3 separate regions of the Homo sapiens genome follow, and all the other regions are linked to region 3. Evidence: chromatin loops called from intact Hi-C (ENCODE). Cell type or tissue: heart left ventricle. All regions are shown on one strand. Each heading gives the region's core, and the rest is flanking DNA. Links, peaks and the distances in the headings are about the cores only. Region 1 overlaps CDH2 (cadherin 2). Region 2 has its middle 59 kb from the start of CDH2-AS1. Region 3 holds the start of CDH2 (cadherin 2).

The links. A loop is a pair of places that touch in the nucleus more often than their neighbours do. Peaks named below come from ENCODE experiments on the same cell type or tissue, not always from the same donor. Only the 100,000 strongest peaks of a DNase experiment are listed, where the experiment ranks them.
Region 1: a loop joins it to region 3, with 2.8 times the contacts of the local background. A loop is called at or near these places in 14 of 110 quality-filtered maps.
Region 2: it touches region 3 in a loop (5-fold over the local background); 4 of 110 quality-filtered maps call a loop at or near these places.

The regions. Positions count from the first base shown.
Region 1 is chr18:27,990,952-28,001,856 of GRCh38, forward strand. CDH2 (cadherin 2) reads right to left here. Exons shown (of 16, transcript NM_001792.5): 8 at 2,549-2,686; 9 at 1,704-1,889. Among named protein-coding and RNA genes, the nearest start is that of CDH2-AS1, 75 kb to the left of the region's middle. In heart left ventricle, for the core only: no CTCF peak of the experiment used is centred there; no DNase peak of the experiment used is centred there; H3K27ac peaks cover 527 bases.
Region 2 is chr18:27,856,966-27,867,870 of GRCh38, forward strand. No RefSeq gene overlaps it. Among named protein-coding and RNA genes, the nearest start is that of CDH2-AS1, 59 kb to the right of the region's middle. In heart left ventricle, for the core only: no CTCF peak of the experiment used is centred there; no DNase peak of the experiment used is centred there; H3K27ac peaks cover 783 bases.
Region 3 is chr18:28,172,986-28,183,890 of GRCh38, forward strand. It overlaps CDH2 (cadherin 2), which reads right to left and starts at 4,145. Exons shown (of 16, transcript NM_001792.5): 1 at 3,978-4,145. The coding sequence starts at 4,037. In heart left ventricle, for the core only: CTCF peaks have their summits at 4,606 and 5,499 (motif pointing left); DNase peaks (open chromatin) are centred at 2,726, 2,856, 4,156, 5,066 and 3 weaker places; H3K4me3 peaks cover 5,654 bases; H3K27ac peaks cover 5,120 bases; H3K27me3 peaks cover 1,488 bases.

The sequences.
Region 1 (10,905 bases), core at 441-8,440, 180 kb before region 3:
TTCTTTTCCTCTTAGCAAACTAAAACTCTGCTGTCTTCTGGAATATTTCTGGATATTTTATTGGTCTGTAAAACCCCCAAATTTAAGAAAAACACTCTAGATAAATGCAATGCACAAATAACCCTTCATGTAAATACTAACTTCCAAAGTTCACTGAATCTTGCTGTCACTAGAAATATTACCAGGAGTCAAATGACTAGACTGGACATTCACTCTTAATTTTCCTTGTTCACCTGCGAATGGATGTGCAAATAAGCATTACTGTGCAGTAATAACAGGAAAAACAAGAGCATTAAGATCTCTTAGGCTCATAATTGGTAGCCTAAGAATGATCGAGAGGTGACGCTCATAAGAAAGCTTCATTATCAGCAGAAACTGCACCAGTTTCGTACCCTAGACCACCTTTTAAAAATCTTCAAACACATCTTTTTTTCTCTCTAAATCCCCAATTCAACATTCCTTTCTCTAGTATTTTAAGCAAGACAGAAAAAAAGCCAGAAAGTTAAGACTGCAATATTTAGAGTGATTTCACTAGCCACACGAAACCTTCCCCTGATGTAACATTTATGCTAAGGGGTATATGCACAGTTCAAAGTCCTTTAATGTGTATGAAGCTCATTTATCTCTCAGAACACTATGACTAACATACTGTTATCAGCCCCTTTCTGCATAAGAAACCTAGAATTTACAGTGGTTAAATAGTTGGCCATGATCACACAGATATCAGGAGCAGAGCTGGGACTCTAACACAGACAGCAGACTCAAGTTGGTGCTTTTGATCACTATGTTCCTTCTGAGAGTTTCCATTCCCATTCTATTCTACTCCCGCATCTGCATAATTATTGGCAACTGGCACTTTAGCACATCTTTCTATGTAAGGTCAATATTTAGGTTCACTTACAAATCAAGAGTGCTTAAGTGGGAGGCAAAGAAGTAAATCTCTTTACTGGGTGGCTAAAAGGAAGGGATGTTCACTTTAACAGGCTTTTCCATTATAGCTACGCATTTATTATTCTTGAAGAACATCCCCTTGGCTTCTAGCATGCAACTGTTTTGTTTGGTTCCTTTTTGACCATAAGATCAGAAGAATACATTTCTTAACGTCTCGGAAATAGCATTTAAAAACAGCCATGCAAATGCAAGAGCTTTCTAAAATGCAGGCTTTCTTCTTGCCTACTCATTACATTTTTCTTCTATGGCTTTTCTGGTTTGTTCACTATCTGCCAATATTCTAATAGCTGTAGACATGAAAATAGCAGCTGTGAGGCATCATTCTTAATAGCTATCAATGGTGATCAAAATTTCAGAATGTGATATATCATGAATATATCAACTACACTAACAGTTAATGTTGTTCAGGCCAGTCCTATCCTCAGATTGGTAAAAACTGTCCAAACTGATTCAAAAACAATCATCAAAACTCTCACTCAAAACTCTCATTCAAAAACTCTCACAAAACTCTCATCATAAAACTCATTCAAAAACCCTCACATCAGTGATGATGTGAGAGTACTGATGTTGGCCTTAGCCTCAGCATAAATTAAACAGTAAGATATAACCTCCCAAATATATATCAGACCCACATCTGGAGATGTCTGAAAGAAAAACGTCCTAAGTTTCCATTGCAAAACAATGAGTGGGGGACATATATTGGTCCTTGCTGAGCAGCTGTTGGAGAGATCAGTGGCCCGAGGAACACTTACTTTGACCACGGTGACTAACCCGTCGTTGCTGTTTGGGTCGGTCTGGATGGCGAACCGTCCAGTAGGATCTCCGCCACTGATTCTGTACACTGCGTTCCAGGCTGGTGTATGGGGTTGATCCTTATCGGTCACAGTTAGATTAGCTACTATGATGTCTACCCTGTTCTCAGGAACTTCACCATAAAACTGCGAGAAAGACAAACCTCAGTCAGAGGAGGGGCATGGACCACTGAAGGACAACTTGTCTTGATGACCACACCGTCCGATTTTACTGCCCCATTAGATTTTTATTATCTACACTAAATGAGGAGACTGATAATGCAGGTAATCACAGCATTTATGTCTGACTTTAAAAATACTGTAACATTTTTCAGTAGTCCAATTTTTTTCCAAATTACCTTACAGTTTCATTAATATTAAAATCAGCATCCATTTGTGAGTCTCTGGGTGATTATGGTGGGGTGGGGGAAAGAACTTGTCTGTGCAAAATGATTTTACTCCAGATATGGATAATTATATGCTGACAAAGTAGCATAAATCAGTCATGCAGCTCATGCACCTGAAAATATTCATAAGCATTTTGTTGTAACAGCACAGTCTTTTTAGGACGTGTTTTCCAGGCAGCTTATTTTAACAACTTTAACAGTGGACTTGAAGACTACGAAGAAACAAATTACTTGGATGCCTCACGTAAGGCCCTGATGACAGAAATGTCCGAGTTAGCAGCCATGCTACTATTAGGTGAAGCAAGTTCCACCTCTATTTAACACATTTATTATTCATGACCAACCTTCTCAGTAACGAACTACAGACCCAAAGTTGTGTGAGTGACAGGCTGTACTCACCGTCATGGCAGTAAACTCTGGAGGATTGTCATTGACATCTGTCACTGTGATGACGGCCGTGGCTGTGTTTGAAAGGCCATATGTGGGATTGCCTTCCATGTCTGTAGCTTGAATTATTAACGTATACTGTTGCACTTTCTAAAAAGACATAAAGATAAGAACTTAAATGAAACTAATTCCTCAAGAAGACATAACAGTTGTTCTGTAAACGGCTCTTTATAATGCAAGGAGAGCATGGCATCATTCATTCTGATTAACATGACTTGAAATTTCGCAAGTGGAGTTTCCTTTAACTTATGAAGCACAGGTCTGGTCCTTGTCTAGAGAGATTTAACTGTGTATATTCACCTCTACTGGCAGAAAGGAATGCACTGCAGATGTGTGAAATTCACAGCTAAGCTGAAACCTCCATCTGGTTCCAACTTTTGCCTTTCTTCACTTCACGAGATTGTGATCAAGCATTCAAGTCATTTGGTTCGTATTTACTTTCTTCTATGTTAATTTCTACCCAGTTTAGGATACTAAAAACAATGAAGAATCTCAAGACAGGGAGAAGAACACATACATAATTCACAAAGTATATAAGCTTTCCTTTTATATGTTCTTACATATATTCTATTATTACAGGGTAGATGCAATATTTCCCCTTAAATTCTATTGATACATATGATTCAAAACCATATAGAAGAGATATACAGTATTCTTAAACAAAGTCAAAACTTGAAGGGTTTCCGTTTATTTCCATAGTCTTCTAACAGGGCATATATTTGATAACTGCATATTCAATGGATTAGGATTTGGGTATAACACTCATTGTGTCCACTGCTTTAAGCACAGACCTACAATGGATATAAATATTGATACATTTACATGTAGATGATTATTATTAGACAGGCATCCACTACTTTCAAATTCCAGGTTGACTGTTTTAAAAGAGCCAAATTAAGCTATAATATATCTAAGAGAAAATGCTGAGATTGAGAAGTCAGGCATTTGCTGAGTAAGTTTTATATTAGGAAAACCTAACTTTAAACAATATCTAAAATCATTTGGAATCTCTGTGGAAATTTGCAGATAGATCAAAAACAGTGATCATTTTCATAAATGTTAAAACATTCTGAACAACAAAATCCGCTACATACAAAAATAAACTGTCACTGCAAAGTGCAGTTTTCCCTGTTTCTAAATATAGCTAACATTATGAATGGCCATTCTTAAGGGATTTCTGGAGCTTAGATAGAACACACACAAATTGTAGCTTTTGATTTAGTTGTCAGGGGGAGGGGCAAAGAAAAGAAAGGAGTAGGAAGGAAAGCCAAACCGCCCACACTAGATTCTAAGTCTCTGTCTGTCCACCCAAATGCCAATCTCTAGCAGTTATTTATTTCAGTTATTTTTTGTCTTCCAAAAAGAGAAAATGTTACACTATTTTGAATTAAAAAACACACACGCAGTAAGAAATAATGTTGGTTGAGTCATTTAATTTTTTCTTAACCCACAGTACCTCACTATAATGTTAACATAGGCTAAGGGCTAGGTGCGGTGGCTCACGCCTGTAATCTCAGCACTTTGGGAGGTCGAGGCAGGCGGATCATGAGGTCAGGAGTTCAAGACTAGTCTGGCCAACATAGTGAAACCCCGTCTCTATTAAAAATACACAAAAAATTAGCCAGGCGTGGTGGTGGGCGCCTGAAATCCCAGCTACTCGGGAGGCTGAGGCAGGAAAATCACGTGAACCCAGGAGGCGGAGGTTGCAGTGAGCCGAGATCGTGCCACTGTGCTCCAGCCTGGGCGACAGAATGAGACTCCATCTCAAAAAAAAAAAAAAAAAAAAAATGTTAACATAGGCTATAATACTTCTTCAGTTGCTTTCCTTCCCCAATTAGAAGTGTCACTTCAGCTTAATGCTTTCATGGTTAGTGAGAGAATTTCGCAGGACATTCAGTTCAGCCTCCCAGCTGAAAACCATGAAAATAAAAACTTTTATGACTTTTGAAATGTCAGTTTTGTTAGCTGCTATTTGCAGAAACAGATGAACATTCTCAAAAAGAGAGAAAAAAAGGAAGCTTATTTCTTAAGAAGTTAACTCACATAGGTATTACATGAAAGTATAGTTATTTCCTAATGTCTAGTCTACAAAAATCTTTAGAATTATGTAAGCATAATACATCCAATAATTTTCCATTGATCTGCAATATTGGAATTAGTAGCTAATACTTGAAATTTCTTATTGCTGCAAGCTAGTCTGGAAATTTTAAATTACAAAAGGACACTTGTTATTTCCAAAGTACAATATCTCTTCAAATAAAAAAAAAATTCCACTTGGTAAATAGTAAATAATGTCATCTCCATTTTCAAATGCCAGATTGCTAAAACATTCTTATATTTAGTAAGGAAGGCTTGATAGCCTGTGTTTTAGACAACTGAACTGCTTAGAGCTTCTTGCCTAATTTGGTCATTGGGCATCTGGCTGTGAATGACTGACATTTAGATTCCGTTAAGTGTTCGACTTCCCACTCTCATAGTACCTCAGCTGATCAAGGGGATTCTGCTTGAAAACTTCTCCTCCCTTCCTGCTCTATATGGAATAAAATCCAAAATCATCTGCTTGCTGTCAATCCTTCCCTCTCCGAAACTCGCCTATTTTACAAAAGTGATTCCTCCCATTCGCTTACCCCACACCTGGAGCTGTTTTGCATTTATCTTCAAATGCCCTGTCATGATCCTGTGTCATTCCATTTGGCATTCTCCTCTGCCTAGACAAGTGGATGTTACACAGAGTGAACATTTTGGGTTGTTACAACTAAGCACTCCTTAGTTGTGACAACCAAACTCAGTACCGACATCTAATGGGTAGAGGCCAAGGATGCTGCTAAACAGCCTATGATGCACAAGACAGGCCTCATAACCAAGTAAAAATGTCATAGTGTCCTGGCTGAGAAACCCTTGCCTAGAATACCATTCCCTTCATTCCAAGCCTGGCTAACATGCAGCTTACAAGTCACTTTGGAGACGACTTCTGAAAGTTCTTGAGGAAGAGCTGTTTGTGTCCTCAGGACAGAGCCCTTACAACACACCCCATCACTGTTTATAGTTTATATGGCTGTTATCAGTCGTATGTCTGTATCTGCCTCACTGTGCATGTGTGTGCATACAGAGACACAGACACACACACACGTGTCCCAAGGGCCCTTGCTTTGTTGATGCTTGTGCCACTGGCATATATGGCACAGTGCCTGACTCAGAGTAAGAATTCCACAAATGCTTCTGACTTGGTGGATGGATGGGTGAATGCATAAGAAACCTTGGGTTTTGCATGATCTTATCTCAGGTAAAGAAAAAGCCATCTTCTATTCACATGGATAGCTATAATTTACTTCTTAAAACCCATACTGGGAGCATAAACTAGCTCACCTTTTCCCAAAACCACAGTGATTCATGCACAGTAGTCCCAATTCTAACATTTCCTCATACTATGAGTCACTTCCTATTTATATTGACATTAATTTCCCTTTTTAAAGCTTAATTTATTGTAAAAGTCCCATAAATGGAAAGCTAGCATCAGTTATCATAAATATGACAGTAAAAAATAAACATGATGAAATTCTTGGATTCTGGCAGTCTCTACTTGATGAAGTAGCACGTGAAAGGCTGTGTCCGCTTGCTGTCCTAGAGGCTTCTCAGCATTTACCAATTAAAATCTTATGCACGTGCAGCACAATTTTGAAACACTGAGTGACATCAGTGAATGAGGAGGTGAGAACATTCAGTCATTCATACAGCAGACATTTAATGAAATGTCTTCAAAATGCCAGGCAATGGAGTATTTACTTGGGTAAAACAGTGACCAAAACGAGATACAGCCTTGCTTTCACTAAGTGATGGAGGCAGAGAGTAAAGGATCACAGGACCATATAGAGCCACCAAATGCATGAGTGCAAGTCTAGAAATGGTAGGAAGAAGTAATATGAAGAACCTTCAATAGTGCATACCAACTATCAGGTTGGTGCAAAAGTAACTGCAGTTTTTGCCATTACTTTTAATGTCATTACTTTGAGTAAAAAGAGAAGAACTTGATGACTAAACAGATTGCAGGTAGAGGGACAGCAGGGCATGGGAAAGGCAATTAAACGATGACCTTGGGAGACTGAGGAGAAGGTCCTGGTCACGTGAAATAGGAAATTCATCATAAATCACGGGTTTCAGGAGATGACAGATTTGCCTCTAGATAAATTGGGTTGGGGACAGAGAGTTGAATAACAATGTCACCGAAACTTAGGAGGGAAGTATAGATTTGTGACTCTGTTCAAATTCTTTTTTTTTTTGAGACTGAGTCTCACTCTGTCGCCCAGGCTGGAGTGCAGTGGCACAATCTCGGCTCACTGCAAGCTCTGCCTCCCGGGTTCACGCCATTCTCCTGCCTCAGCCTCCCGAGTAGCTGGGACTACAGGCGCCCGCAACCACGCCTGGCTAATTTTTTGTATTTTTAGTAGGGATGGGGTTTCACCGTGTTAGCCAGGATGGTCTCCATCTCCTGACCTCGTGATCCGCCCACCTTGGCCTCCCAAAGTGCTGGGATTACAGGTGTGAGCCACCACTCCTGGCCAACTCTGTTCAAATTCTTAACTGCTAAGCCCCACTTCCCTCATCTGTGAAATGGGACTAAAAGTACCATCTACCTTATAAATGTGGTCTTTCTTTTGTATACATATTACATGCTGGCACTGTTCCAAGGGCCTTGATTTAAAAACAAAAAACAACTTTTATTGAGTTTGAGCACTATGTGCCCAGCACAGTGCTATGCACTATGCATTATTTCAGTTAGTCCTCACAATAATCCTATGAGGCAGGTGGGGTTTTGAAACCCCATTTTACAGATGAGGAAATGGGCTTAGGAAGGTAAAGGAGCTTGCCATGGACACCCAGCCATAAGAGGCAGATAATAGACTTGAACTCAGGTATGGTCAAGAATCTGTACCGTTAACCAATCCACTACGTGAGTGCCCTCTAAGATGGTAAGAGTACTGCACACATGCAGCATGTGCACAGGTCAAGCGGGGGAAGCAGGTGGAAAGCCGGACTTCAAGTGGACAAGGAAGGAGTGGAAGTATTTTTTGCTTGTTTGTTCTTGAGACAGGGTCTCATTCTGTCACACAGGCTGGACTGCAGTGGCACGATTATGGCTCACTGCAGCCTTGACCACCCAGACTCAGGTGACAGGTGATCCTCTTACCTTAGCCTCCTGAATAGCTGGGATTACAGGCATGCACCACCACGCCTGGCTAATTTTTTGTATTTTTAGTAGAGACAGGGTTTCGCCATGTGGCCCAGGCTGGTCTCAAACTCCTAGGCTCAACTGATCTGCCTGCCTTGAGTGCTGGGTGCCCCTTGGAGAAGACTGGTGTGGAACTCAGGTAAAGTATAGTAACTTAAACATTTCTTTACAATTCATGTTCAGGGTAATGAGACAAGGAATATCTGCCCCACTGGATGTTGAGAATGGGAATCCAGATATACTTTCTGTGTAACACAGTCTATATAGAGGTATGCAGAGACTACTGTGGGTGATCAGAGAAGGGATTGAGAACTGGCTCTCAGAGGGTAAGGATTAGCCTGTTATGTAGGAGAACAATATTTAGGCAGAGGAAACGGGAACAGAAGAATAGAAAACTTCCTATTTGCACAAGGACTGTGTGTGGTTCAATGAGTGGTTGGGCATCATTTGTATGTGAAAGGCAAGTAATTCTGGGGGGTTAGGTTAAGGAGGGTTTTGGGGCCAAGGTCACAGAGGGTCTGGAATGCACTATTAAAAAGCTCTAACTTCATCCTATAGGGCATGGAGAGCTATGCTACCACAGTGGAGACCCAGCAGGTTTGTAGATTATGAAGCAACCTGTAGAGGAAGGAAGATTGAAGACAACAGAAAACAGGAGAACACCCCTTCAGGATGGAACTAGGAGTTGAAGGCACAAACAGAAAGATTATTAGGTTTGGAAAACAGGAAGTATTTCTTTCATCTTATGAAGAGGAGTAAAGGTGATAGATAGTGCTCAACCAGGAGATGCTGCTGTTGCTATTCATGATGGCAGTGGGGAAAACAATAGCTCAGATTTATTAGGCACTGTGCTGAATGCCTTTTAAAACGCTTTTAAATTTATATATATATACATATATACATATATATATGTGTGTGTGTGTATATATATGTATATATGTGTGTGTGTTTGTGTATATATATATACATTTTTTTTGAGACAGGGTGATATGGTTTGGCTCTGTGTCCCCACCCAAATCTCACCTTGAATTGTAATCCTCATAATACCCATGTGTCAAGGGCGGAACCGGGTGGAGGTAACTGAATCATGGGGGCAGTTTCCCCCATACTGTTCTCATGATAATGCATGAGTCTCACAAGATCTGATGGTTTTATAAGCGTCTGGCATTTCCCCTGCTTGCACTCTTCATTTCTCTCCTTCCGCCCTGTGAAGAGGTGCCTTCTGCCATGATTGTAGGCTTCCTGAGGCCTCCCCAGCCATGCGGAACTGTGAGCCAATTAAACCTCTTTTCTTTATAAATTATCCAGTCTCAGGTATTTCTTTATAGCAGTGTGAGAACAGACTAATACAGAGGGTCTCACTCTGCCACTCAGGCTGCAGTGCAGTGGTGCAATCACGGCTCACTGCAGCCTTGACCTCCCAGGCTCAGGTGATTCTCCCGCTCAGCCTCCCAAGTGGCTGGGACTACAGGTGCACACCACCATGCCAGCTAATTTTTGTATTTTTTGTAGAGATGGGGTTTCGCCATGTTGTCCAGGCAGGTCTTGAACTTCTGGGCTCAAGCCATCCACCCACCTCAACCTCCCAAAATGCTGTGATTACAGGTATGAGCCACCGTGCCTGGCCTGAATGCTTTATGTGTCATGTTACATAATTCTTAAAACTGTCCCATGAGGTAGGTAATACTATTATCCCCATTTATGGATGCAGGAGCTGAGGTTTCAGGTTAATACACTGAAAGTCAAACAGCCCATACTAAGCAGAGCCAGAGTTCAAACCTGGGGGGAGCAGGGGTGAGTCTTTGACAGTCCTGCACAAAAAGGGCAGAAAATGGACATGAAATGGAAAGGCCAGGAATACTACCAGCAAGTAATGTCACAAGAGGACAGATGGGAACAAATGCTGAAGACTGGGTAATGTGGCAAATACACCTTTAGGTCTGGAGAAGCTGAAGAATTAAAACTAAATTTTTAAAACCTGAAGATTAAACAAAAATAAAAAGCTGAATCTCACTAAGCATTTCAATGATTAGGAGTTCAATCACTTAAAGGTGTCATACATCCTGAGAGCACGAGAACACACATTACTTTTGACAGAAAGGAAACTGTGAATTCTAATAGAAATAAAAGAATTTCAAGTCTGCACGAGGCCTGAAAAAGTCAAAGTAATTTATCCCTGGCCTCAGGAAGAATTATCATAAACCATCCGAGATAGATGCATTTTTTCTATGTTAAATGACTTTCAGAAAAGGAAGGTTTTCCATAATTTTCCCTAGTAACTCATTGTTGTGTTTAATAATTTCACTGTCAAGAAGCTATTTCTCATACTGTATCTAACCCATAATTCTATAGTTTCAAATCCATTTCCACATTAGTTTAATCAAGGGGTAGTGAACAGCTTCTCTATCCACTGGAAGATAAACTTAATGACAATTATGGCCTCACGTCAGGCTTTCATCCTCTAAACGAAATACAGTCTGATTTTTAAACATGGTTGGTCTGTTTTAGTAAAAAGTATCTTTAATTTTCCATGCCTCTTTCTTTCCATAAAACATCCAGTCTAAATGAGATAGGAATATTACCATATGAAAACAGGATGAAGTCTCATTTCTGTATCTCACAATGACAATGTGAATGAAAGAGAAATATTAGGATTATGAAATGAACTAAATCTACTTGGTATATGAGCAACCTGGCACTGAAGAAAGAATACTGAAAATTACCCCATATTCTCTAATAAATTATGGCATTCATGCTGAGTTTATCGGCATATAAAAATAGTATTTCATATAGCAATGAAGAGGTGAAAATATACACATGTTACTGAACTAAAAGTACTACTTAAGAAACTAAACTGAGTCCAACAATCTCTGATGCAAATCATTTCTAGAAAAAGAACTGTTGATGCCTACAAGTCAATAGGTACAATGTCATAGGCATACACTAACTCCTAAGTAAGGCTCTCAGCTCAGAATAAACTAATCTTTATTGGCTCATATTACTTTATTGTAGTGCCTCTAGCACTATTTTGTGTGAACAATTGCAATAGTAATGTTTTCTTCTATTCAATTCAAATGAATGC
Region 2 (10,905 bases), core at 1,286-9,285, 320 kb before region 3:
TCAGATAGTTGTAGGTGTGTGACCTTATTTCTGAGCTCTCTAGTCTGTTCTATTGGTCTATGTGCCTGTTTTTATACCAATACCATGCTGTTTTGGTTACAGCAGCACTGTAGTATATTTTGAACTTGGGTAGCAAGATGCCTCCAGCTTTGTTCTTTTTGCTTAGGATTGCCTTCGCCATTCAGGCCCATTTTTTGGTTCCATATGAATTTTAAAACAATTTTTCCTAAGTTTTTGTGAAGAATGTCTTTGGTAGTTTGATAGGAATAGCATTGAATCTATAAATTGCTTTGGGCAGTATGGCCCTTTTAATGATGTCGATTCTTCCTATCCATGAGCATGAAATGTTTTTCCATTTGTTTATATCATCTATGATTTCTTTGAGCAATGTTTTGTAGTTCTCATTGCAGAGATGTTTCACTCCAATAGTTAGCTGTATTCCCTGGTATTTTATTCTTTTTGTGGCAATTGTGAATGGGATTGCATTCTTGATTTGGCTCTCAGCTTGACTGTTGCTTGTGTATAAGAATGATTCTTCTCTTTTTACATTGATTTTGTATCCTGAGACTTCACTGAAGTTGTTTATCTGCTTAAGGAACTTTTGGCCTGAGACTTTGGGGTTTTCTAGATATAGAATTATGTTGCCTACAAACAGATAGTTTGACTTTCTCATTTCCTATTTGGATGCCCTTTATTTGTTTCTCCTACCTGATTGCTCTGGCCAGGACTTCCAATAATATGTAAATAAGAGTGGTGAGAGAGAGCATTCTTGTGTTGTGCCAGTTTTCGAGGGGAATGCTTCTAGCTTTTGCCCATTCAGTATGTGTCAATTATTTTGAAGCAGGTAGGATTTTCAGTTTTTACATATAGCCAGATACTCTCCAGACCCCCTGCAGGATATAGATTTTACTTCTATTGTTAGACCACGTGCTCTTTCACCTGTTGGCATTTGTTCATGTCTGCTTGGAACTGTCTACCCCTGTTTAATTACGTCCACTTCTTTTACCTGTTTTATAAATGCTTTCAAGCACAAATAAGAAAGGACCAAAACAACAGTGGCTTTATGAACAAATATATTTTATTAGTTCACCTGACAGGCTCCTTATCTAGAGATAAAGCATCCAGCAGGCCAGTGATGTCAGGAAATGTGGCCCTCCCTGGCCACTGGCCACTGGCCACTGGAGCAGTGCCTGTCACAAGACCTCACACCAGTGTCCCAAGCAAGAAGGACAGACAGAGGCAAACACATCTTTTTTATATTTGTCCCCACCAGCAGATTTCTCTTTCTACCTTATCAATCAGAACCTTTTTACTATCATATCCCTGGTTTGGGGGAAATGACGATGTGGCCTAGAGAGTGTGGGTCACCATGACTGACTTACACTAAGTATGCAAAGCTTTACATCAAGGTACCTCCATCTACCACTTAAGCAAATGCAGAAAGAATCATGTAGAAAGGTATGTTGTTGAGTACAAAACAGTGTCTTTCTCACTGAGGAAGTTCATCTAGGTCTTAGCTAAAATATTATTATCTTCAAATATGTCAGGCCTCCTATAACACTCTCTATTCATAGCACTAATTAGGCTCCCTTGTGACTTCCTTATGGGACCTTATACTCACCCTATTGTAATATTTCCCACACTTTACATTATTTGTGTGATGTCTACCTTTCTTGGTATAATGTTAAGTCTATGAGGGCAAAGATCATGACTGTTTTTGTTCATTACTTAATCTATATCATAAATACTAACATATATTTACAGAAAAAAGGAGTAACAACAATAAAAGCAAACTATAATGTGTCCTGACCTATACTTTTCTTCCCAAACTCTCCTCTGAGAATCATACCCACATGTACAACAGTCTACTAGTTATCTCCATTTAGATATTTTAATATAGTCCTAAAATAAAGCTCTTACAGTGGATTACCACTCTGTGATGAGGTTAGCATCTAACGTAAGCACAAAAGCCACAATCAAATATAATTACAAGTACCCTTAGGAATACATAAAGCACAGTGATATTCAGAAACATGTTGCTCGAGTAGGAACAGCATGACACCTAGGGCCTACTGTGATACTTTTCATGTAGCAGGTATCATAAATAATCATTGTTTATTGAATATATGAAGTTGTTGGTTTGGATGTGGTCAGGTCAGCAGAACGAACCAAGAAAAATTATCATATTGTCAAAGGAAGCACTCTGAATTCCTCATGCCTTCTAATTATGCCGGTCTAGAAAAAGCTGTCATCAGATCTAAAATACCTATTTAAATCCTAATTATGTATTTACTAAACCCAACAACACAACATGGGTATTTCTTGTTTTTTATTTGGACGTAAGCAATACATTCCCCATTAAACAATTAGAAATGCAAACCACTACAGTGAAACTGCTTCCAGGCTAACAAATACCCAGGGACAACCCGTCAATTTTGGAGACTTGCATTTAACTGTGAATGTTGCCTTCTATTGCTGGAAACCACGTAAGGATTATCTAAAGTGGTCACTTAAGAAGAGGGTACTTCCTTTTAGAGACACTCTGTGATTCCTAACTTCTCAAGGTTGTCTTGAAAGGATTTGACCAGATATCTAGTATTTCACTGGTTATGTTATTAGAAGGGTAGGAGATAACTGGCAATGCATTTTTCACCTGGCTGCAGAAGTAGAAACATCAGGAAGAGTACATGGTATTTATTCAAAAGGACTAATTTAACCTCGTTTTCTTTCTACCATAGATTTATGGGACTTTTATTTAACCAATTTTTGCACCAGTACTCTTCCAGGCATTGAGCCTATGGAGATAAAAAAGAAGACATGAATACAAGGGGCTATTATTCTCTAGTGGGGAAGAAAGAAAATTACCTTATTTTATAACAGAGTACAAGGGTTATGCGCAGAGATACACATATTAGAATGTGATAGCAAAAAGGAGAGGCAAATATGGCATAACATTTGTCTTAAGACTTTTCTTCCACACACACATACAAATCTATTCTGGATCATAGCTAAGAGATGAATGGGGACCATTTTCAGGCCTGCTGTGTAACAATGCTGAGATTGCATATTGCACTAGGGAGACCATTCTCCTTGTGGACATGTCCTAACACACCAGGTATGGAGGCTGAGTTGCAACTATATTCAGATGTGCCGAGTCACTTATTTCCTGTGCCTTTGCTTGACAAGCCTAATCCCTCTCATCACCTAGAGTAAGCCTGCCCGACTTCCTCAGCCTCTGCCTGCAGTGTCTTCCTCCTGCTCTTGACCTTATAGAGCATTTGGATGTGTATAAGCAGGCAAGCATATAGGCATGTGTGCGCCCAGCTAATGTCATTGTCTGCTAGGGCGCAGGAAAATTCCCCCAGGGCACAGGTATTCAGGTTATGCTAACTTTTTTTTTTTTTTTTCTTTGAGACAGAGTCTTGCTCTGTCACCCAGGCTGGAGTGCAGTGGCGCCATCTCAGCTCACTGCAGCCTCCACCTCCCAGGCTCAAGAGATTCTCCTGCTTCAGACTCTCGAGTAGGTGGGATTACAGGTGCATGCCACCATGCCCAGCTAATTTTTTTTTTGTATTTTTAGTAGAAACAGGGTTTTGCCGTGTTGGCCAGGCTAGCCTCGAACTCCTGACCTCAAGTGATCCGCCCACCTCAGCCTTCCAAAGTGCTGGGATTACAGGCCTGAGCCACCAGGCCCAGCCTAACTTTTTTTTTTTTTTTTTTTTCAATCTTGTGGACCAGACAACTTCTTCTTCTTCTCAAAAAGGCATTAGCTGCAGCCATCATACACTTTCACTTTCACACACAAAACTAAAACAAAAACCACACAAATATTTTTTCTTGTTCTTTGCATATGCTTATTGAAAGAAGACAATGACACGATGGCAAGGAATTCCAACACCTAAGCAGCAATGCTTTTTTGCTGTCCACGTGTAAAACTCCTTTGATCTGCAGCTGTAGCTGCAGCTGCTATTTGCAGAGCCTGGCACTGTACTATGAAATTCCTGGTCAGCCCAGAACATTCACTCTTGGGAAGCCATGTCCTTGCTGACTGCAGCCGACCACGCTGGCTCAGCAGCTTCTGTGGCTTCCTGGCTGCCCACAACTGTGTTTGAAGCTGGGCTGCCCTGGGCCTTCCCAGGATTCATCTTGCCTTCCTGCTTGCTGGTGCTTGGCTGCAATTCACCATAAAGCTCTTTCTTGCTTTTTATCCCGCTAAGGGTGAGTTAAACTAGCACAGGTAAAAATGTGAGTTTTGTTTTACAAGCACCTTTCAGGAATATACAATCTTTCTGTCTCTCAAGTGAACTCCCTGGACTCAGTAAAATTCTAAAAACACCAAAAAAAAAAAAAAAAGAAACAGTGGGGTTCAATTTTATTAACCCCCTAAAAATTACATAATAAAAAGATCAGAAACATGACCTTTGTCACCCGAAGCGAGAATAATTTTAATGGTTCAGGTGACTCCCTCATCCTGAATCCTGACTGGATCCACAGAGTTAGAAATCCCAAAGCCATATGCATTACACAGCACTGGGAAACGAGAAAGGAATCAATTATCCACAACCTGGATTTGGAAGACCTTAAACCACCTTGCGTCTCTGATTTCAGGATAGCTACGGCTGCATGATCTCTCCTGCAAGAGCAAAACCATTTGAAAAACTATCCCTTTAAGGTGCAATTGATTTAGCCATAAATAAATCCTGGAGGAAACAGCCTGCTCTTTGCCAGGAGGGCCAGCATGCACGATATGCATGTTCTTTCACACAGCGATATTTGATAGGACCCAGCGTTGGCTGGAAAATGTAATTTGCTCAGTGAAGCATGCCCATCCCTGGCCCCTGATTACTCACTGCTCCCTTTACAAATGCCCCAGCCCCTTGCCACTCGGTACTCATCAAGGTTTCTCTTACGCCGATAGCAAATATTTTATCAGATCGGTGATTATTCTTATTATAAAGAAAATGCACCAGCCAAACAGCCAGGTTGGTTCAATTATCGAAATTATGTCTTCCCCCTAGGTAATTTCTAATTGAGTAATTATGAGGATTACAAGGCTCATTGAGACCTTACTGGATACCGGTGATGCACTAGTCTTTTTTTCAGTGAATCTTTTCTCTTGATATTTCTGCTATGAGAAAAGGTTAATCTATATCAGCAAGGTTTCAACTGAAAGGACATTTGTGCTCATCAGCGTTATCACTTCTGGTGAGCCTGGTTTTCATCAAGAGCTTTAAAATGAACAGCCTCCGGGTTTTCTATAAACATCCAAAAGGCACTAACATGAAAAGTCTTTTGGCGTGGCCTCTGAGTGGGCCGGAGATAGAAGCGGGCTTCCATTTCAGCCATCTACCACTGTTCTTTCAATTACTGCTCCTACCTCAGGTTCAAGTTCTCAGGTTTGTGCCCTGTAGGCAAAGGGAATGGCTATTCTTATCTCCATGGGAGTGCAGTGCAGCTTGGCTCCTTCAAATAAATAACGAGATCAAATGATTATAATTTCTCTAGATTCAAATTTAATCTTGGCTATGCATCTAAGTGCATGATGAACACAATATTGCTCAACCAGAGAAAACAGTATCTTGATAAAGCCCTGGCAAAATGCAAATAATAAATAATGATCTATGAGGGGCATCTGTTTGTGAAAAGAAGAGAGATAAAAAAAGATACACAGTGGGACATAAATTGCCTCCTTATAATCCTCAGAAATTAAGTGCATCAGAGTAGTCGATCTTCACTACTGTCTTCTGCTAGGGAATAGAGTTGTCCTTCACTATCCCCTGGGGATTGGTTCCAGGAACTCCAGTGGTACCAAATCCACAGACATTCAAGTCCCTGACACAAATTGACATAGTATTTTCATAGAACCCACACACATCCTCCTGTATACTTAAAATCATCTCTAGATTACTCATAATACCTAATTAAAATATAAATACTATGTTAAAAGTTGCTATGCTATATATTGTTTAGGGAATAATGATAATAATTAAGTCTGTACATGCTCTGCACACATGCAGGCATCCGTTTTTTCCCCAAATGGTTTCCATCCATGGTTTGTTGAATCCATGGGACCTGTGAATAAGGAGAGCCAACTGCATTAATGAAAACAAGTTTGGATGGTGCCTGAGTAGCAAACGAAGCGAGTGTTTGGGAGGCAGCGTGATGTGGAAAGGACCTGATGTAAATTCCTGGATACAAACTCGATGACAGGGTCTCCTTGGCCATTCCCTCTACTTCCATAGTAGTTTCTTCAACTATTAAAAAAAAAAAAAAAAGACAGTTCCTTCATTTGCTAGGACTACTATAACAAAGAACCCTAAACTGGGTGACTTAAACAGCACAAATGTATTTTCTTACTTTCTGGAAGGTAGAAGGTAAGTCAAGGTATCAGCAGGCCAGTTCCTCCTGAGGGCTGTGAGGAAAGGATCTGTTCCAGGCCTCTCTCCTTGGCTGTCAAATGGCCATCTTTTCCTGGGTCTCTTCACATTGTCTTCTCTCTAGGGATGTCTGTCTCTCTGTCCAAATATCCCCTTTTTATAAGACACTAGTCCTTTCGGATTAAGCCCTGCCTTAGAGACCTCATTTTAACTAATTACATCTGTAATGACCCTATTTTCAAATAAGGTATTTAGGTTGGTGCAAAAGTAATTGCAGTTTTTGCCATTACTTTCAACGACAAAAACCACAAATTACTTTTGTACCAACCTAATACTAGGGGGTAGGACTTCAACAGATAAATTTGACACAATTCAATACATAACACGTGGATTGGTAAAAATCTCTAAGTTCCCACTCGGCTCCAAAATTATATGACTTTTTCTCTTAATAATTCAGAAAAACCAACTCACAATTTTTTTTAAGTCAAAAATAAGGGGTAGGTTTGTCTAAATTCCATTAATTACTCGCAATCATGAAATTATCCAGCTAATGCCTTACTCTTTGCTGTTCTCTTTAAGATAGATGAAGTACTGGCAGATTCCCTCTCTAGCCTGAGTTGGCACTGCCCCTTTTGGCTGTTGCAGGAGCAGTTGTTACATGTGGCTGCAGCCCTGACCTTTCTCTGTCACCCATGCCCAAGGTCAGACCCTGCCACTGCAGCTCTGAAAGACCACAGACTTCATTTTATTTTATTTATTTTTTATTAGCCCTAAATTACTTTCCTAGGTGTTTTTATTGTGTGTGCACTTTTTTTCTTGAAATTCAGGAACTGAAGCAGGCTTCCAAAGCACACAGTGGATGGTCTAACACCATATGGTGCTGACATTAAGCTTTATATTGTGTGACTAATGGCTTAACTCGGGGCTTGAGTGCGGTTTAACCTTTTTAATATTCATGCATTGCACTAGTGTGTGCAAGTATTATATATCCAGTATATAGATATAAGCACTAAATGTTCTCAGTTGTTGATATGGTCAGACAGGGTGTGGTAGGAGGTGCTTTGCTTTGTACGCAGAGGACCTGGTGAGGGAGAGCTGTTATAATTATCTTAGAACTCACCTTTGGTTCATCTCACTTAAAACCAAAAATGTGTCTGCCCTAAAGTGGTGAAGTGTATTTTTGTTTTGTTTTGTTTTTGAGACAGAGTTTCCCAATTCTTGCCCAGGCTGGAGTGCAATGGTGCGTTCTTGGCTCATTGCAACCTCCGCCTCCTGGGTTCAAGTGATTCTCCTGCCTCAGCCTCCCCAAGTTGCTGTGACTATAGGTGCCAGCCACCAAGTCCGGCTAATTTTTTTTGTATTTTTAGTAGAGACGGGGTTTTGCCATGTTGGCCAGACTGGTCTCAAACTCCTGACCTCAGGGGATCCACCCACCTCGGCCTCCCAAAGTGCTGGGATTACAGGCATGAGCCACCGTGCCTGGCCTCAAAGTGTCTTTTTTTAAGAGAATTTTGGTATTATTAAAAGGATTTTTTTTCTTTATTTTATTTTTTTTCTGAGATGGAGTCATTTTATTTTTTTTCTGAGATGGAGTCTTGCCGTGTCACCCAGACTGGAGTGCAGTGGCACGATCTCGGCTCACTGCAACCTCTGCCTTCTGGCTTCAAGCGTTTCTCCTGCTTCAGCCTCCCAAGTATCACTGGTATTACAGGCACATGCCACCATGCTCGGCTAATTTTTGTATTCTTAGTAGAGATGGGATTTCACCATGTTGGCCAGGCTGGTCTTGAACTTTCGACCTCGTGATCCACTGCCTTGGCCTCCCAAAGTGCTGGGATTACAGGCATGAGCCACTGCACCCAGCCCAAGGATTTATTTTTAAATGGAATTTGGTAGTGTATGTAAGTCCCTCAACAAGAAAAATAAGGCTTCCTTATATAGGCTGAGCCAAAGACTCAACATCTTCAACATATATTCATTTCATTCAGAGTCTACAGCAAAAAAGATTTAAGTAAGGAAATGTACAAAACCAGTGTTTGAAATGTTCACTTTTTTTAAACTTTGAGAAATAGCTTTTACTCAATCAGATAGAAAAGTTACAGTGACCCAGCAAGAATTGGATATTCATTTTATTTTTGGATGAAAAATGAAGTACCGAGACATTTCATTATGGCCATGGGTCCTACACTCATTCTTAACCTGAACTCTCTGGTTTCTCTGCACACACAAGGCCCTGGTGCCCTCTTCAGCACACACACCTGATAGATGAGCTCTGCTCCTTCCCAGAGAAAATTCCTCAAGTTGTCCTTGGTGACTCCTGGTCTGGGGATGGCTATTACTGAGTCATACCTTTAAAGTGTCTGAGAAAGAAGCAATTTGTGGTCATGAAAAATTAGGAGTCCACTTTTAAATCTATAGGTATTGCTATTTTGGAGTGGAGCTGGACAGATTGGTAAGTAAATCCTGTAGTGATGAGGAGAGTCAAAGTATAGGAAAGGGGATGATGGGATTGTATTCCACTCCTAAACAAGGAAGTATAATTATGTGAACACTGCATGTCAGATCTTCTTTGAAACAAGATGCGTAGAGTTACATTTAGTATGTTTAGTGTGAAAGCCTATGAATGCTGAAGATGGGTGGGTTAAAAATAGAAAGAAAATAAATGACATATTAATATATGATGCAGTAAATTCTGAATGTGGGTAAATTTATTTTTTAATTAGCCCACCTAAAGCTCCAGAAAAATAATTTTCCAGGTACTCATTAAAAATTAAAAATAAAAATATAATGGTGAAAAATAAAATCCTACCTGATTGTCACATTTGTTTATGAAATAATAAAAAGATAATGCTTTTCATAATTTAATAAATATGTATAGAAGCATCAAATTTTTATTTAAAAAGGCCTTAGCAATCCTACTGTTATTTTCTAGGTAACCAAGAGTTCATTAATTTACGTTTTAACTTAAGTATTACATGAATGCACAAAAGCATTTAGCAAAATGAATTACGAACTTTTTTGAACACGTAATCTTTAAATAAGGATGAATTAAAGTAAATGAATCTTAGTTTTATATTCAAGTCAACCATCTTGTTATTTAAATAAGTTTCTTGTTTAAAAGAAATTAAAGAGTAAACAGGCAACCTACAGAATGGGAGAAAATATTTGCAAACTATGACTCCAACAAAAGACTAATATCCAGAATCCATAAGAAACTTAAATCAACAAGAAAAAAAATAACCCCATTAAAAAGTGAGCACAGTACATGAAGAGACACTTCTCAAAAGAAGATATGCAAGCAGTGAAAAAATGCTCAACATCACTAATCATCAGAGAAATGTAAATTAAAACCGCAATGAGACACTAATTCATACCAATCAGAGTGGCTATTATTAAAAAGTAAAAAAATAACAGATGTTGGTGAGAATGTAGAGTAAAGGGAATGCTTATCTACCATTGGTGGGAATGTAAATTTGTTCAACCCCTATGGAAAACAGTAGGAAGATTTCTCAAAGAACTAAAAGTAGAACTACCGTTTGACTCAGTAATGTCACTGCAGGGTATCTACCCATAGGAAAAGAAATTGTGTATCAAAAAGACACCCACATTTGTATGATTATCACATCACTATTCACTATTCCATAGCAAAGCCATAGAATCAACCTGTGTCCATCAATGGTGGATTGGATTTTTTTAATGTGATACTTATATACCATGGAATACATATCACCATAAAAAAGAATGAAATCATGAACTTTACAGTAATATGGATGAAGCTAGAGGCCATTATCCTAAGTGAATTAACGGCAGGAACATAAAATCCGATACCGCATATTCTCACTTATAAGTGGGAGCTAAACAATGGGTACATATGGATGTAAAGATGAAAGCAATAGACACTGGGGGCTCCAAAAGATGGGGAGGCAGGAAGAAGGGGAAGCGTTGAAAAACTGCCTATTGGGTACTGTGTTCACCATTTGATTGATGGGTTCACTAGGAGCTCAAACCCCAGCATTACCCAATATGCCCAGGTAACAAACCTGCATATGTACCCCCTGTATCTACAATTTTTAAAAAAATAAAGAAAAAGAAGACAGGATAATGATTACCTTGGCACAGGAGACAAAGATAGTGATTTTTAAATAGTATTAGAGATTAACTTTGTATGTTTTTGAATTTTGTATAAATAGATTGATATTATGTATCCTTTTTTGTCTACATTTTTCATTCAACATTTATAAAAATTACTTACATTGTCGCGTTTAGCATTAATTTATTCTGACTTTATGTAGTCTATTGCAGAATTTATCATTCATTTTTCTATTCTACAATTGACAGATTGTTTTCTATTTATGACTATTAAAAAGAATTCCAAAAAATGAAATATGTATTATTGTGCATGTATTTTTGCACATATGTATATATTTCTGCTGTGTATGTACCTAAGATTGGAAGTGCTGGTTTGTGAAGAATACATCCATTCAATTTTGGTAGAAAATGCTACTTTTCTATTATTAATGTATGAGAG
Region 3 (10,905 bases), core at 1,372-9,371:
GAGGCACAACAGATTTAAGAATTGAAATTGTTAATGAAAAAGAAAATTAAGGACAGTTTGGTGCTCTATACCATCATGAAAATAATCTGCTCCAGAAAGATTTTAGTCTCTACATGTAAAAAGCAAGAAATATCTAAAAAGTATTTCCTTGTAAAATCTCAGTCTGAACTTTTAGAAGGTTAGGGCAGACTTTGATGAAAGTATAAAAGTCAGAAAGTACCTATGGTTTAATATATAGTGTTTTAAAAACAAGTGAGGATACATAAAATACTGTTTTTCAAATTACACCTAGTATGTTTGTAACCTTTCACCTATTAGTAATGACCGCATGCCTCAAGTTAAGAAAAGCAAAGAAATATACATAACTGTGTCTAGTAAGTAAACTCTGAACACCAAGTTAACTCTTCTTATTTTCACAAGAACTTATGTTTCAAAAGCACATGAAAATCAAATAAATACTGAGAATAAACACGATTTACACTTAAAATCACTGCTGAATCCTTGCCACATTCTAGAACAAAGCTGCTTCTTTTTATGTATACTTCATATGTTGAATATTAATTTCTTTAAAATCTGTACCTAATAGGTGAAAAACACATAAGGTTTATCCATCGTTTTTCCAAGGTCCTCACGCAGGGTTGAAACCAGGATCTGTTAAGTCTTAGAAATGAATTTCTATGAACATTAAAATACTGTCCTAGATGCCCCATAACCCATACAAACGTATTTAAATTAGAACAATGGGGTTATGCAATTAAGATGTGAACTAGAAAAACAACACAGGTTTCTAATATATTAATTAACTAGGTCAATGGTAAAAGCAACATTGATTTTTTTTCTTAACAATAAACCTATGTAAAGATTTGAAAGTCACTTGTATTATTTAAAAGGAAAGCTAGTTATAACTTTGTGATATAATATTTTATACTTTTATCAGGTAAGCTGAATGCTCAAATTCGGATTTTTTAATATAAAAAAGGCTAACATCTTAAAATAAGACTAAAGAAAATCTTGATGTTGAACATCATAACATGCAAGATTGACTAGAATTATGTAAATCTACATAACAAGACTAACTAAACTAGTAATTTCTCTAAGTAAAATAAGGTACACAGACACTTCAGTTAACAATTCAAGGCACAGAGTCCTTTGAATATTCAATTATATTTAGCTTGTAAAAAAACAAGGGTGCTCCGTATCTGCACTAATAACCTACATATTCTCTTTTCTAAAACTATCGGCTGCTTAGTCTGGAATTTAAAAAAAAAAGAAAAAAAAAACCTAGACTGTTAATAGCAGCTGACTGCAGGACAGCCACTTTCACCTTGCAGATAGAGCTTTGTTGTTCGGGCGTGTAAAGCAGACCATTAGCACAAAGTCATTTCTAATCTCAGTTGTACAATCCACATGGTGCACTTAACCCTAAAACTCATGTTGCGTAAACTGCTCTGCTTCCACTCCTAATGACCTTTCAAATCATTCAATGTTACTGCTTGACTTGTACTCATGAATTAGAGGACTGCCAAATAACTTGATGAGAAAGTTATAATTTCTCCTTTCCTGAAGGTTTAAAAAAGTCAACATTGGTATAGAAGAAACTGAGAAAGAACATACAATGGAAAAGCACATTATTTAATGCTTATAAACGATATTTTTAGAAACACTTAAGAAAAAACTGACAGAAAATTCACACCTGACTTCAAGGCAGATGACTAAAACAGAAAATGAGAGTGCTCCACTTGTAACACACATAGATTTCCCACAGTATTCATGACCAACAAATGTCTCTTCGTGTCCTAACTTCGCTGCACAGTATTCAATTAAAACTCACTTTTAGATGAAAAAGTTTGTGAAAATAACCATCTGCTGCTGGATTCACACTGAGGATTTACTGTCTGTAAATAAGACGACCCAATGCTGTCCAAAAATTAGTGTTTTTAAAGTAAGATTTGTAAAAAATGTATCACATCTCCTTTGTTAAAAAAAAATCCTAATACACAGGAGTCTTTAAGTTTGTCTTGCCTTCCATTTAACTTCAAATACTTTAGAAGCAGGACTTTTTTCCTTCTTCCTCCTTCAGCCTAACCTCTTTAATAAACCCCATTTTTAAAGAAGAAACAATAAATGAAGTGACAGGAGGTCAAAGAATGAGGAGTGTGCGCTGGGAGAATAAAGGGCGGTTTTATAACAGGAGGTACTTTTGTTAGCAAGTGACTGGCAGGTCTCCTCCCCCAAGTTAGAAGGAATTCCATCCACTCTCCAAAACTGCAAAGGCCAAAAATGTCTAGTCTAATAGTTCTGAAATCCCCGAGTCAGGAGAGAGCCGAGTGGCGGATGGCGAGTGGGGGAAGGGAGAAAGACCGGTAGGAGACTAAAGAACAAAAGAAGAAATCCAAGAAAGGGAAAAGGAACGCTGGGACCCTGGCCTGGGAGGCAGGGGTGGGGAGAGACAAAGTGAGAGAGCACGACCCGGGAGGAGAGCGTGGAGCCGGGCAGGGACAGGCGTGCCGCACCATGGCGCACCATGGACAGGGCTCCGCGCGGCGGCGGCCCACGACCGTCTAGGGGTTGCGGGAGAAAGCGCGAGAGACTGCGGAGGCCAGCCCCGTCCAGCCCCTGCCCCCGCCCCAGCAGCACTCACCCCCCGGCGGGCCGGAGCGCGCCAGGCCCTGACCCGTGAAGACCACGGAGCGGGGTAATCCACACCACCTGTCTCCACCCCCGGAGCAGGCACTTCCGAGCTGCGTCCGCACTTTTCGGGGCTGCCAGCTGGCAGTAGAGCACCTCTCCCCTTGCCCCGAGGGCGACAGGCAGGGGGACCCTCCGTGGATTTTCCTGCCCCGCGGCGAGGGTGGGCACGCCCCTTTCCCGCAACCTTCGAGGGACCCCACGGCAGGCGGAGACCGACTTGGGACCAGGGCACTGCACCCGCCCAGCTAGAGGGTCCCGGCCGAGGCTGTGTGAAGTGGCCTCCAGGCCTGGGCTGGCTGGTCGGGAGGAGCCTGGGGGCATCCTCGGGTTGGAGGCGGCGGAAAGTTGGGCTGCCCCCGGGCTGGGAACCCGCAGCGTGCAGTGGCGAGGGAACCTGCGCCCGGACTGGAGCAGGTGCTTCCTGCCGCGGAGGAGCCTCTTAGTAGAGATTAAATGAAAAGGCTCGCTGGCTCTCTCCCGAGGGTATGAAAAGTACGGAAGGCTCCAGGCAAAGGCGCCCCCGGGGCGCATATAGGGCACAGGCAGCCGGACAGAGAAAGGAGCAGCCGCGTAACGGAACTTCTCGCCCGGGGGAGATACTAGGCGTGAGAGGCCAGACTCGTTCTACAGGCAGGCGCTGACCGGCAGAGACTCCTCCGGGCAAGAGGGCCAGATTTTCTTTCCAGGTGGGACGAACACAGAATATTGTGAGGGCAAGAGAAGAAGAAAAGGAGGCAACTCCAGACTGGGATAAAGACAATAGGACAGTAGAGCCCTTGAGCACCGGGAGGCGCACGGGTGCAGGGTGGGGTAAGGTGGAGGCAAGTCCCGTAACTAAGACACCAGAGTGAGAATTCCTACTGTAAACTCGCGACCCATCCCTGCAGAAATAAACAAAAAAATTGGAGCAAAGTACTATGCGAGGGGCGAAAGGCACAGAAAACTGCAAAACCTGGGAGTTATCCTGCCTCACCCTCCTGCTGCCTGGGGACACCCCCCGCGAGCTTGCTCGGCCCCGAAGAAGGAGCAGAGGGGACCCGCAATCCAGCCCCTAGAGCCCCGCCAGGAAAGGCGCGAGAGACCTACTGGCCCCGGCAACCCTGCCCCGGCGCCCGGACGGAGCCCGATGCCTGCGCAGCTACCGGCCGCGCGGCGCGGCGCGGCGCGGCGTGGCACCTCCCTTCCCGGGTGCGCAGCCCGGCCCCGCAGCGGCGCGGGGAACAAAGGGACCCGGCGCCGCCCGCCCCACCCCGCCCGTGGCCCGGCCCGCGGGGACCGCCGCGTACCTGAAGCAGGGCCGCCAGCAGCGGCAGCAGGGTCCGCAGCGCTCCCGCTATCCGGCACATGGAGGCGGAGAGGGGCCGAGCGAAGAGCCGGAGGAGGCGGCGGCGGCGGCGGCGGCGGCGGAGGAGGAGGAGGCAGCGGCAGCACCAACAGCGGCGCGGAGAAACGGCTCCAGGCAGTTTCCACCCCCTTCCCTTCCCCTCCCCTCCCCACCCCCTTCTTCGCTGCTCTCCGCTCCCCGCCAATGGAGAGCGAGCTGATGACAAATAGCGGGCCGCGGAGTCCGCGGGACTCGCACCAGGAGTAATAAAACAGACCCAGAGATCAAGGAGCTGGGGAGGGGGCGGGGGAACAGGGAGGGAGAGCGTGTGAGCGTCTGCGAGTGTGTGGAGGCGGCTGCTGTGGCAGCGCAGGCGGCTCGGCTCCGGCCCGGAGCGCAGCGGAAGCCGCGAGGGATGCAGCGGCGGGGACCTTGGCCGGTGGAGGATGTGGAGGTGGAAGTGGAGCGGATGGCGCTCCCCAAGAGCTCCGCCACGCGAGGTTTCGGGCTCGTGGTTTTGCTTCCTCCGGGTCCCCGCTCCAGGGCCGCTCGGCGCGACGAAGACGCCGGGGACAGCGCCGCGGGGAGGGCGCTCCGGGTCGTGCGTGCTGCACCCACAAAGAGCAGCAGTCCCGCCACTCCGCGCCTCCGCTGCGTGGGGGCCGAGGGGCGCTTCTCGGCTCCTCTTTCCGGTCCCCCGGCGAGTTGGAGACTGTTCTCCGGCCTCGGCCGCAAGGGGGTGAGGCGAGGGGCCGGCGCGGTCTCTCCCGCCGCGGCTCCGTCCCGCGCAGCTGCTGCCGCAGCCGCCCCTGCTGCCCGCGCACCGGCACCCGCCCGCCGGTCCTCGCCCTGCGCCGCTCACTCGCGCGCGCCGCCCTCCGTCGCCGACCGCGCACCCCGCTCGGCCTCCGCTGCGCGACCTGGGCGAGCCGCCGCCGCTCTCCCCGCGCTCGCCCCACGCGCTGCCTGGCTGCGCGGCCCGCTCCCCTCTCCTATTCCTCCCGCCGCCGCCGCCGCCCTCGCCCCCGCCTCCCTCCTCCGCCGAGCCTCCCCGCCCGCGTCGTGGCCAATCGGAGGCCACCAAGCTGCGGCTGTAGCCGGCCGGATCCGCGGCAGCCGCCCGCCCCCGCCCCGCCGAAGCGCCCCGTATTTTGCTGCAGCCCGCGGGGGGTCGCCGGAGGGAAGCCTAGAGTGCGCCGAGCACCGCCCCGGCAGGTGGAGGGGCTGCGGGAAATAAAATAACTTGGGCAGGAACTTGATTGGTAGCAGGTTCATCTTTGGTCCGCGGTAGGGAATCTAATGGAGATGAAGAATGGTGGGGAAGGGGGGGCGGTGTCTCCTTGGGAGCCTAACGTACGCTTCTTTATTTTGTCATTCTTTGGAGATGGGTAATCTTTCCTGGCAGGGGCAGACACAGCAAACTAAGGACGCAGGCCAAGCTCATCCTAGCTATTGTTGTCTGAGGCGCTCGCCGGGAGCCACCTGCGGGCGGGGGAGGGCGGAGGCCGCGGCTCCTCTCTGGAGCTCGCACCTTCAGCTCCCACCCTTGAGGATGTACTGGAACAGCCCAAGTTTTTGTGTTCTTGTTTTGTTTTCTTTTGTCCCCTCTGGGAGTTTGAGAGTGCATGTTTGTTATTTTATTTGAAATCTCCCGTTTTCTATTTCTATTACTACCTGTTAGTGGTACTGTTCACATTTGGGGCCAACAGTTTCAGGGTACTTTTACCCTCTCCTACCACCCCTAACAACAATTTTTAAAAAAGAGAGAAACTAAAAGCCGGAACTTGAGAAAATAGGATTATATAAAAGATAAAATGACTGATACAGAATTCTCACCACGTAAAGGATTTCTGCTGGCTTCCTTTAAGGCATGAACTTCAAGTGCAACACAGTGAGAGACTTTACAAGTTTGAGTCACAAGCATTTGTGGAATGGAGCGGGGGATGGGGAGCAGTTTTTGTTTTTTCTAATTCTGGTGAGGTAATAAATTTTCCGGAACCTTTTTTAAGAAAGGTTTACAAGTAAATAGAAATATCCGTTTTATGTAAGCTTTTCAACACTTGGGAGATCGGTGAACTTCATTGCAGTTAATGAATATTTTCTGCCTTTATTGCTTGCTTTTCTGCTTTGGGTGACTGAAATATTAACTTTATTTGAGTTTCAAGATACCGATCATTTAAGAATCTGATGATGAACCTTTAAAAACCAGCTACTAATTTCTTGACATAACTGATACAGCTTTTAATAATGTACTGTTGCTGGCTAGGCTTTTAAAAATTTAATATTCATAGGGAGGCTTATTCAATTTTAATTAAAACATAATATTGTAAGTTTTTTATGAAACAAAATTTTTCCTGGATTTTCTTTCTTTTCAAAAGAATAAGAAAGGTTATGTTAATTAAATTTAAAAGATGAGATGAAACACTTAATATAGTAATCAGAAGTGCTTGTTCTTACCCTTTCTCTTCTTTTTTTGCTAGATATTATTGTCACACTATTGCTAGTCCGCCTAAAAGTTATCTTTGCAATAGAGTATTTATAAATTATGCTTTCTGGGAGTCATGCAAAATAATAGTAAAAATTCAGTTGAGATATGGGGATATGTTTGTTGTATTCCAGAGTGAGATGTAGAGATCTCATCTCCATGGCTAAGATTTAAGCTTCGACCCTCGTCGTGGGGTTTCGACTGTATCCTCATCACTCCTAGCAGTACCCATTGATGTTTATTGCCATTCTGATTAATTTAAAGGTGGAACAAATTTCAACATGAATAACTCTATTTCTTGTTAGTAGTATTTACTTGAAGCTTTAAACATGTCCTTTATAAATTAAGCACTTATGATTTCAAAATCTCCTTTGGAATGGCTGTCAGTCAAGGAATTCTCTGATTCCAACAGTTTTTGATCCTTTAAGTAAGCACTTGCAGCATGTTTTAAAAGTCCAATTTGCATGCCTCTCACTCTTCAGTGGTTGTGAATTGTTTTAGCATCTTGCCTCACTTTAAGTTGATCACCTGGTCAGCCAAATCTTGCTAATAATAAATAATAGGCCTCTGATTACAAGAAGGAATAGTCTAGTCTAAAATCATGCTGTTGGAGACTTTGTGCATCCATTTGATGTTAATGAAAGTAGATCTGGTGTTGACTATGATATCCAAACACAGCTTTACCTCAGTAATACCATACCTAAGATTAGCTAACGGGGCCATTCACTGTCCTGGGCAACTGATGACCAAACTCGCAGATTTTTAGCCCCTGCTCAAAGCATTACTTGTCTGAAGACTGGTTTTCCATCAGCCTGTAGAACTCCAGGGATGTAGGGGATTGTCAGTGACCCAGAGAAACAACCAGGTGTTATTAGGGGTTGGATGGATGGAGACAAGAAAAAAATATAGAATAATATAAAACATGACTGCATTCACACATCAAAAATCAACCTAATCCTTCATTTCTGACCTATGGAGTGATGCCTGTTGACTATAAGAGGTCTGCAAACCGTTATGGAAACCTGATTAAATGATGTGCTCTGAACACATGGCCCGTTTTTATATATATGTAGAGGTCACGATGATTCATTTCTAAGCATTCATTTTTATATATGTGTAGTTTTTATATGTGTGTAGAGATCATGATTTGTTTCTAAGCATTCATTTCGAAAATCGTAATAATTTTTGTTCTGGTGTGTTTTGTCAGGCAGGAGATGCTAAATGTACAAATTCACCATGTGGGTGTTTGTGTACAAGGGTTCTTGCTTTGGACATAAATGCTCAGCAGTAGTAGTCTAATCTAGAGCCTCCTCTCCCCCACCTCCCCTTCCCTACCCCCTATAGATACACACCGCAAAGACAGGCCCTACACTTGTCTTTGTCTCTGACACCTAGCGCAGTGTCCTTCCCAATGTTGAATGAAGACCCCCTTCTCCACTCTTCCTCCTCTCCCCATCTTCAGAGCAAACTAGGATTGTCCCTCTCCCTTAGAAAGTACCCCTCAAATTACATTTTCTCCATAATTAGCTTTAGTGTACATTAAAGCTGACTTTCCCTGGGTAATATCCCTTTCATAGAGTCATAGAATGTTCTAAATGAAACATTAAAGATGGTCTCTGCAACCCCTTCATTTTACAGATGGGACACCCTGAGACTTAAAAAGGTACACAAGGCCACCAGCTGGAAAGTAGGGAATGCAGAATGGGACCCAGGTCCCCTTACTCCCACTCTTACCTATGCTCTCTATCTTATTCTGGGAAGTTCCTTTAACATTGAAAAATTCAACTATATGGGATGAAAGGGAGATTTTTCTTTTTAAAGAAGAAAATATAATGATGCTAGGGATTAGTCTACTATTTTTCTCAAGTTTTTTGTTCTTCAAAGTATGTGTGAAATTGAGGACATAACTCTTCACTGCTCTCAGTTTTCATATGCTTTTCTTAGTGTGATTATCTTGTGTTATTTATTATGATTTTGGCATTTAAAGATCCATATATTTGATACAACCTGGCTGCTAAACACAAGATAGCCATTCATCTGGTGCTCAGAGAAGTAGTGATCTGATCCAATATTAGAAGAAAAACCTGGTTATTTTAAAAAAATCTACTCTTGTTTGAAGATATTATTTACCTATTGTTTTTCAGTATTTGAAAATCAAAATCAACATTTTCATGGAAAATATAACCAAAGAAGTAACTTGAAGTATGTATGGTCACATAAGTGAGTTATAAAGTTGCCAGATGAGCAACTCAACAGAGGCGAGTAATTCATAAGCAGGCCCTGAATTACAAGGAACCCCACCAAACAAACAAACAGAAAAAGAATCCCATTCTGACTCTGGAATGTAGAGGGGTATAGTATAATAAACAGATATGGCTATAAATTCAAGTAGACCTAGCTCTATGACCTTGAGTAAATTTCTTAACATGTCTAAGGCTCTTTTATCTCGAAAATGCAGTATTTCTTTATAAAGTCTGATGGGAACACAATAGAGCACAGTAGGGCCTTAGCATTTTATCTATAGTGTATTAGGTATGCTGATTTCCACAGAGGATTCAGAGCACAGTTACTTAAGAATCTGAGGGAACACCCTTTCACCTCTCCCAGTTGCTGTCTGCAATTAAAAAAAGTGCTTTTAATCAAAATTTTATTTGGGAGGTTCAAATTTTACAAAACAACACAAAACCTCTAATGTAAAAAAGCAATGGCTAAGTAAATAATCTACAGACTGGTAAAAGAAATAAAAATTTGGTGGCTTTGTAATGTGCAGAAAAATAAGTCTAGACAAAGTATTCACAGGAAACAATATAATCAGTATTAATGTATTGATTTGGTGTAGGAGAATGAATTCATATTTGAATTAACTCATAAATTGATAATACCGAGACCAGGGCTAAAACTCCATTTTGCTTAGGACCTTTCCTGGCTTTTATGGTTTCTTGAATGCTTTCTGCCTGTGTGCTCCCAGAGTCGGGTTTGCATAGTTGATTTCATGAGTCTTGTTTAAAGATCAGCTATATTTGAGAAAATAAGATTTCCATGATATCCAAGAAATCTACCTTCTGCACCAGAAGCATGGATACTTACAGCGGAATACCAGCACTTTGGATCACTTAAAATACAGAAAGCCTATTTCACAAGATAAACAAATCTTGAGAAAATAAAACAAATCATGCTGAAGACTTTGGTAACTCTTGGTGCCAAACTTTTGCCTTCATGTCCTTTTAAAAGCAACGATCTGTCTTCAGGAAAGTTCTGAAACACAACTGTCAGTATTTAGAGGATAGCAAAACATATTTACTATCTGAACTTATATTTGATTGTGCCCTTTCCTCCAGTGAAAATTGAGGCAATGGATAAAGTATTGGCTTGGGTTCAGGAGACCAGTTTTCTCTTCCCAGGTCTATGGCTGACTGAATAATCTTACGTGTGACACTTAATTTCTCTAAATGTTTTCTAATCCATAGAACAGAAATAATGCCACTATTCTCATAAGAATGCTGAGAGGACTAAGAAAACAATGTCAGTAAAATCCACTTAGTTCTTCATAGAGAGGTTCTACATAAGTACATGTTATTCTTTAAGGCTGTGGATTCAACTATAAGAGGAATGATTGGTGTCTAATGTTAAGTCACATTTTAATGATGTATAATCAACAAGCCAAGTGCTTATTAATTTTTTTATCCTTTTTCCCACTTATTCATAAATTTTAAAAATAAGTTATCTTTCTCATTACAAAGGCAACATTCACAGATATTTGAGAAAATTATATTGTTAAATGCATCATAAACATTCATAGATTATGCTTACCCATCCTTATATTCCAGTACCAGCTGGGCAGATATGGTCTGAGTTTTCCTTTTAAACAGGGAATGTAAAATATCAACAATATTCCTATTTATTACAGAATTTACAATGTATGTCACTCTGACCCATTTTTTACATAGTAACTAAAAAGAGCTGAGTGATTATCACAGATAAGCATGATCTCTGGGAGGTCTATTATTTTGACTCATCCTTGAGAAAGGTTTTTAAAGACCTGTCTGCAAGAGATGGGGATAGTCTCATTTGTAAAGTATTTACTAGAGCCAATAATAAAAGTGCATTTGCATTCCAAGACCAGTTTATCCAAGCCATGTGAAATTTCCAAGTCTTGCAGGCCAGGACACAGGCTGTCTCAAATTGAGGGAAGAGGGCTTTGAGGAGCCTGCTGGTCAGTGCTGTGAGGGAAAGGAGGTGAGAGACAGGGATAAAGGTCACAAGTGGACATCAGGAAGGACTAAAGCACTTGAGGTTTGTATTCTGTCAGCAGAAGGGGCTCATGATGTGGATACAGCGTGGACTATGGTCAAACGATAGGATCTGGGGAAGGTCATAATCGTAGCAATTGCTCAATAAATACTTG